Regions from separate parts of the Homo sapiens genome. Here regions 1 and 3 are each linked to region 2. Evidence: chromatin loops called from intact Hi-C (ENCODE). Cell type or tissue: PC-9. All regions are shown on one strand.

What was found. Peaks named below come from ENCODE experiments on the same cell type or tissue, not always from the same donor. Only the 100,000 strongest peaks of a DNase experiment are listed, where the experiment ranks them.
Region 1: it touches region 2 in a loop (11-fold over the local background); 4 of 110 quality-filtered maps call a loop at or near these places.
Region 3: it touches region 2 in a loop (7-fold over the local background); 5 of 110 quality-filtered maps call a loop at or near these places.

Annotation. Positions count from the first base shown.
Region 1 is chr3:24,236,943-24,239,442 of GRCh38, forward strand. All of the region lies in intron 3 of THRB (thyroid hormone receptor beta), which reads right to left. Among named protein-coding and RNA genes, the nearest start is that of THRB-AS2, 87 kb to the left of the region's middle. In PC-9, CTCF peaks have their summits at 1,257 (motif pointing left) and 1,464 (motif pointing right); a DNase peak (open chromatin) is centred at 1,479; H3K27ac peaks cover 1,800 bases.
Region 2 is chr3:24,493,811-24,496,310 of GRCh38, forward strand. It overlaps THRB (thyroid hormone receptor beta), which reads right to left and starts at 1,040. Exons shown (of 11, transcript NM_001354712.2): 1 at 842-1,040. It overlaps THRB-AS1 (THRB antisense RNA 1), which reads left to right and starts at 277. Exons shown (of 2, transcript NR_046244.1): 1 at 277-681. In PC-9, a CTCF peak has its summit at 1,420; DNase peaks (open chromatin) are centred at 591, 1,081, 1,441 and 1,791; H3K4me3 peaks cover 2,500 bases; H3K27ac peaks cover 2,500 bases.
Region 3 is chr3:24,241,239-24,243,738 of GRCh38, forward strand. The region is part of intron 3 of THRB (thyroid hormone receptor beta); the gene reads right to left. Among named protein-coding and RNA genes, the nearest start is that of THRB-AS2, 91 kb to the left of the region's middle. In PC-9, no CTCF peak of the experiment used is centred here; a DNase peak (open chromatin) is centred at 1,123; H3K27ac peaks cover 1,534 bases.

The DNA of each region.
Region 1 (2,500 bases), 260 kb before region 2:
AAGGTGTTTTCAAATCATACCACGCTGTGATCCACCTTTTGTATTCAGTAAAACTAACCCTATTTGGGAATGTAGTATCAAAAAATCAGTAAGAGAAAAAATATGAAAAGCTAGCGTAGTTAGACTGGGCATGAGCCTAAAGAGGAACATAAAACTCTGAGTTAGTAAAAATGTGGAAAACTAGTGAAAGCTCTGTCTGTACCGTATCCCAGGTATTAATCTGAGTGGGTCACCTCTTGGAGGGGAAGGCAGTCAGAATTTCTCCACTGGGTATGGCAGGAGACTCATGCCCCACATAACAGACTTTAGCAAATGACTGTTGAATGGCAAAGCTATACTTTTCATTTCAGATTTTCAGGCAGTCTCTGTAAGTGTTTTGCCGTCAGGAAGGGAAATAATTCAACCAGGGTCTATGGTTGAAACTGAGCTTAATTTGCTGTTGCTGATATTTCTTTTTATTCTTAGTAAAATAATTCACTTTTACTTCCACTCCACCCACTCTCTCAACTCCAGTTCAACAATCTCATTCTAGAGTTCCCCCTACTCTTTATGTTAGTCAATATCCAGGCCAAATCATTGTCCTCTTCTCTCTCTTCCCCTTCCTCTTCCCCTCTCCTTTTCCACCTCTCTCCCAGACAAAGTCACCATGGCATGTTACAAAGAGCATTGGCCTTGCCACTTAAATATGGGATACTGAGTCAGGAGTAACCATTCCTAAAATGGGAATAAGGCCGTAGCTCTCAAAGGTGACATTGGGTTAAGTGGGACGTGCACACTTAATCCATGGTAGTATTCTATACCCTTCAATGCTGGGTTCTGGGGCTACAAGCAGAGTAAAATCCGATTCCTGTGTTGAGGACTAGGTCAGCAGTGGCAGAGGTGGAATGGGCCTTAAAACAAACAAACAAAGCCCCCTGCAAATCTAAAAGCATCAACCACATCTAATTTATTGTCACATTGAGTGAAACATGGAGCACTTTTAAGCCAAATAAGGTAGTGATAGAAAAGTAAAGAAGAAAACAGCCAGTAAAAATTTTATGAGACCAACCTGAAAGGACCAGCTTGGCCACCTGCTGTTTATAGTGCGGTTTCCTTATGGCTGTCTTTCTCTACAGGTGGACTATCATCTCCGAACACTCCTAAGAAATGGAAGATAGTCTCTTAAGAGGACAGCCCAGAGGTAGTTTGAGGAAACGTCTGACAGCAGGAAAAACAACTTCAGCAGATGCCCCTTTGGCCAAAGCATGCTGTTAAAACTGACTCTACTGACACCTGGTGGAGAGTAGGGTAACTTCTCCCTGCTAAAGAGGGTGTGTGTGTATGTGTGTGTGTGTGTGGGGGGGGGGGGGGTGTGTGGGGTGTGTGTGTGATGAACGGATTGGAAACACATTCATCATGTCAGGGAAATTAATTCCTAAGGAATGAGGGTACCATGCAGAACCACCAGATGCCAGAATATATAATTGTGGTTAGGTGACTCACTGAGACACATGCATGAAAAACAACAAACAAGAATGTGAAAATAAAACATTAAGACTGCAGCAAATGATTTATTATTGATTTTTAAAAAGAGTTTGATAATGAGTAAGACAATAACAAACAATCCACTCCCTTCTGCAACCCTGGATGGTGTCATAAGAAAAGACTCTAGTACTTGACCCCTTGATAGTATCATCTGAAATTTAAAAGAAAATTCAATCTTGTCCCAGGGAGACAGTGTCTCTCAGTCTGAGCCAGTGCTCTGCTGCCTCTGGAATCTGCAGTGAGCTCCTTCAGATTTTTAACCCTGGGATAAAAAGAATAATCTTCCTAAATGGAGTGTTATGAAGACTGCTGTGCTCCTGAAATTCCCTTGAAGATGAAAATAAAATTATCCTAATAAATATAACTGTTTACTACTTCTTCAGTGTCAAATGGGGGGCAGGGGACATGGGGCTACATTGCAAAGCTCTTGCAGAAATTGACTTCGGAAACTTTGTCTCCATTCTCACGCATTAGGTTCTTTTTTTTTTTTTTTGAGACAGAGTCTTGCTCTGTCACCCAGGCTGGAGTGCAGTGGCATGATCTCAGCTCACAGCAATCTCTTTCTCCTGGGTTCAAGCAATTCTCCTATCTCTGCCTCCTGAGTAGTTGGAATTACAGGCACAAGCCACCATGCCTGGCTAAGTTTTGTATTTTAAGTAGACCCAGGGTTTCACCATGTTGGCCAGTCTGGTCTTGAACTCTTGGCCTCAAGTGATCTGCCCACCTCGGCATCTGAAAGTGCTGGGATTACAGGCGTGAGCCACTGCATTCAGTCGCACATTAGGTTCTTGTTTAATTCTGCTTGGTAAAGGTTCTGTTGGCTCTTTATCAGAAATTCCAGTGGCTTTCTGTGAGGTGTCAGGTGCATGGTATAGCACACACAGCCTGAATTTGTCTTTCAACAGTGTGTATCAAAGGTGATTTTCAGGAATGCACCAGAGCAATTAGAGCAATCATTAGTTCCAATTTGCAAGAA
Region 2 (2,500 bases):
AATTAACACTAATAATAATCCCACAATGGTCATTGGGAAATCCTCCCCCAAAGTGACAACTGCCGCTAAGAAGGGCAAAATCCACTAAGAATGAAAATTCCCCCAAATGAGTCCTTCTCCGAGGGGGTGGAGGTCACACAGTTGGCACAATTGGTATCACAACCAACTCGAGGAGACCCAGAGGAAGATGCTGCGCCAAGAGAAGCAAAGCGAAGGAGCGCGACCCAGGAGGCTAGCGAAATCCCCGCCAAGCCCCCAGGAGGCGGAGAGAAGCCCAGTCGCCAGGCACCGGCCACGGCGCACGCCAACATCCAGGATAATTCTCCTTTCCAAGCCCGGGAGTTCCGGGGCAGGCGAAAAAGGGGGGATGGGAGACCCACAGTCCCTTTAACCCTCCCCCCTGGCCTGCCAACCTTTTCCGAACCCCCATGTCACACAACTTCCTCATCATGGAAACTTCCACTGGGTTCGGCGCTGAGGATGCCAAACTCCATTTCACAAGGAACATGTCAACAGCTGGGCTTGGGGTTTGAGGAACAGAGCCGCTGCGATTGGAACAGAGCCCGGCCACCCTGTTCCACCACTGTCCACTCCGTAGCTCCCAGCCTGCCGCCGCGCGGTGCCCGAACACGAGAGGGCACCTCCTCCCAGATCCGGGGCGCAGAAGCCCCGCGGAGGCAGGTAATCAGGCTGATGACACCCCCACCACCCACGCTCACCCGCCTGCCCGCCCGCGCGCGCTCGGCTTAGCCGCCCGCACCCCTCCGGGTTCTTGCGACGCTCCGTCACCATCCCGCCCACCCTGTGGACAGTTGGAACTGTCGCCCCCTCCTCCTCTCACCCCGCTGCCTCCGCGCGGTCCTCTAGCCAAATTACCAGTGCCCTGGAGCCGGTTGGGTTGAGCGCCCCTGCCCGGGGAAGGTAGCCTGCGGGCTCTTGCCCCGAGCCCGCGGAGCAGGAGGTCTCTTTTCCAAGCGCACTCACATTATTCATGCAAAGTTAATCCCCGCCGCGTCACGGCCGCCCGCCCGAGGATGTGCGCCTTCCTTGGCCAAGCCCCGCAGTCTCCACCCTCCTCCGCCCCCTCCTCCCGGCGGCGGGGTCCCGGGGAGCGCCGGCGACTGGGCGTCGCGCGAGTCCTGCAAAATGTCAACTCCTTGGGCGAAGAGAGGCGGCCGCAGCCAGGGCCGCGCCGCACCTCCCCGGTCTCTCCACTTTTATAGGCGTAGGAAGCTACTGCGGCTGGGGCACCAGAGTCCCCGCCTCTCCGGGTCCCCCGCGTGCCCGGCCCGCCCCGGCCCGCTTCCCGGGCGCTGTCTTACTCCGGGCCCGGGGCGCCTGCTCCGCGCCGCGTCTGCGAACCGGTGACCTGGTTTCCCCTCCAGCCCTCACGGCTGTCCGACTTGCGCGGCGGTGGCGGCGGCGGCCAAGAGCAGGCAAACCCGGCTCCGCCAGGGGCGCAGCGAGGAAATGGCCTCCTGGCGCACACCCCGCCGCCGCCGCCAGCCATCGCCACCGCCCCGGGCTGCCCAGCCGGTACAGACGCCCCCTGCCAGGCTCCGGGCCAGCGCTCCGACGCGCTCACAGCGCCCGGCTTGCCGACCCCGACCCCGACCCCGAGTCCTACGCACTCGAGGTCCCCGGGCCGGCCGCCTCCGCACCTGCCTCCCCAGGTGTGGGCGCTCCCCCTCCTCCTAATCCCGGCCGTGCCCTCCCAGGGTTGGTGACGGTGCTGTGGGTTTGGTGGCCGCGCGTCCACCCACCCGATTGCCTGCGCGCATAGGTGCGGGTTTGGGCGTCATTACTCTAGTTGGAGAAGAGGAAAGAATGGGGAACGAGTGACACCGGGACCGGAGGGCGAGTCTTCCAGGAGCACGTCTCGGCCTTCTTTGCCCGGCCCGACCGGCCCGACCCGTGCCGCAGCGCTCCTCCCTCCGCTCCTAAACCACTTGTGGCGCGTGTCGGGAATACAGGGCGCTCTGGCTCTTCTTGGGGCCTCCGCTGGTCCGACCATCTGGCAGCTCTCTTAACCACCACGGCCACCCCACGAATGGAAGTTTGGGACGTGCCTGGGTTGCCCTTAAGGAGGACACCCCCGCCCCCACCGCCATTATGCATATCGTGGGAGAGGCGCGTACAGGGCTGAGACACTCCTCAGGTCCCAGAACGGCCGCCCTATTAATTTGTCTTTGCCCTGGAAATGTATAGATAAAACCAGGAAGACAAAAATAATGTATACTCTTCAAGAGATCTTTCCCGGGCAAATATAGGTCTCTCAAATGCCCCCGACCTTAAGTCCTGGAGACCAGGAAGAGACTTGCTTTCTGAGCTAGAAGGATACTTGGGAAATACCGAGTCCTCACTCAGCTAAAAGGTAGTCAATAAGGAACTATAGTTGCAACAAAACTACTTTGACAACAGAGTACAATTAATTTCTTATAGACAGTATTAAAATAATTCCGACATCATAATTTAATATTCACATCTATTCGTGTAACAC
Region 3 (2,500 bases), 250 kb before region 2:
AGTTCTCAAGGAGGGGTTTTCACGGCAGAATCATCTGAGGAGCTTTGCTCACCGTCTCCAGGCCTGGGCCCAATAATGCGTACTTAGAAAAGCCACTCAGGTGATTCCACTGAGACCTTCTGCTCATGGGAGAAGTGCTTGAGTTTGAGCGTGGAGACAGGTCACCCTACTGTCCTCTTAACCCTACAGCCATTTGCTCTGCCACTGCGAGGCCACATGTGTATGTCTTACTGTATTATGTCCTGCTCAACTTCCTCAGGCCTACAGAGAAATCTATTCTTGTGCCTCTTGTCACCCTTCCTTGGATGGTGGCAGTCATGGCCAGTGTGATCTATCCAAAGCACGTTGCCAATTAACACTCATTAGCTAGGTGCTAGAGAACAGATCCAAAAAGGGGTACCTGCTATTGCACCAACAAACCAAGTGCACCTTTCTAGTGGACTTCTGTATTGAACCCTCCTTGCCTGCCCCTTGTACTTATTTTCTTAGAGCGGGGTTCTCAAAGTATGCAGGCAGCAGAATCAGATCACTTGGGAACAAGATGGCAATGCAGATGCACCGCCTCTATCCCAGACCTAATGAGTTATAAACTCTGAAGGTGGGGTTCGGGTCCTATGTTTCTGATGCACACTTGAGTGTGAGAACTACTGCTTTATAGTATTGGTGCACTCCCCTGCCCATCGCCACAAATTAGAAGGTCTTCAAAAGGTAGGGACCACTCTCCTTCCTCCCCCCACAAGTTAGCACACTGATCAGTGCATAGTAGGAACTCAAAAAACATGAGTTATTTCTTGAAGCTAGGGCAGCTGTACTGCCTGCTCACAAGAGTGAATAAACACTCCCTTGGCGTGCCACCTCTGAGAGGTTGCCAACACTGGGTCTAAATTATCTCCCATTTCTTATGGGTTGTATTTTCCATATTTACAAATCAGCTTTCCCTAAATCCTCTCCAAGTTTTTTACATTCTTTTCAGCTCAGGAAGCCAAAAACAAGATGGCATGTTTTAGCCAATGTCTGTTTCCTGCTGGGAGGGGGAAGGGCATTTCTGCATGATTCTTAAATTCCATGCTCCCAGCATGGTGATTATTTTCCGAACAATAGAACCAGATTGCTGATTCATGTTCGGCTCACGGCTCCAAGCATTTTTTTTTTCCTGCTGTACTTGTACCGATGCAACACAATAATGTTCTATTCATCCCTCTGAATTAGAAATGCCAGCAGCTCAGATATGCAACTGAAGAATCCCCCCTCCCCTCTGGCTTATTTAAAGCCTTCCCACAAATAACACATTTTGAAATATTAGACGGTGCTCACTTTGAGCCATTTGGCTTGGGCAAGGACAGTTAAACCTTATTTTTTTCTCAGCTGCTCCTTGCACAATGCCTGGCACACTGTCACTATTATTCTTAAACACTGTTTGTTGAGTGAATCACATACCTTCTTCTTGAGGTTCTAGCCTTATCCTTCTCTTCTGCCCTAATATATTACAATAAGCCCTTTCTTAGGTGCAGAGAGAAAGCCTTGCTCTCACATTCAGAGGCTCGTGTTTGCATCCAGCCAAAGAATGAGATTGACCTCAAGGTCTGATGATCCAGGTGGGCTCCAGCCAGCCCCATCCCAGTTTGCACACTGTCTGCAGCACCAGTCCTGCCACTGCTATAGCAGCAAGATTTTTGGCTGCCTCTCAGCACAGCTTTGCCAATGAGCAAGAGGGGTCATCTGTGGGGTTTTGTTTCCTAGCTGCAAAGTCAAATCAGGGGGACTACTTAGTGCTCTGAAAGCTCTCATGGTCAACCTGGCTTTCACATCAAAATCACCTGCGCACCTTTGAAAAAAAAAAAAAAAAAAAAAAAAAAATCCCAGTGCCCAGGTGCACTCCAGGCCAATTAGTGTCTGTAGCTCAGGCCTCAGTTTGTAAAGCAGCGTGGGTGATTCTGATGCCCAGCCAAGATTGAGAGCCACTTAGGTTTAGAGGCCCTAAAGTAGCCTCTGAAGTAGTATCCAGGGGTCTCCTGCATCTGCCCTTGCCCCTTCTCATCTCTGTTTAAAATGGCATTCCAACAGGTAGGATACGATTCCGCTCCTGTCACCCCTCTGCTCAAAATCCCACTGTGGCTCCCACAAGGATCTGCCCCATCTGCCTCTCTGTCTCTCCTCTCCCAGTTTCAGCTTCACCAACTCCTTCCTCTTCCTCGAACGTGTCATATGTGCCCCCTACAAGAGGGCCTTTTGCGTCAGGATTTTTCCTTGCCTGAAATGCTCATGCCTCCAACACCTGCTTGGGTCCCTCCCTCACCTCCATTAAGGGTTGAACACCTGAAGTTCTCGGGATGCCTATTTGAACATCCCAGTGCTGTCACCTGCCCCTTCCCTGGGCACGGCGCTTCCCAATACCCCTTATCTTCCTCTCCTGTCTCTCTTTGCCATAGTACTTAGTGTCTTTTAACATGCTGTACATTTTACTTCTGTGCTTTGCTGCTGCTGTTGTTGACTGTTTTTT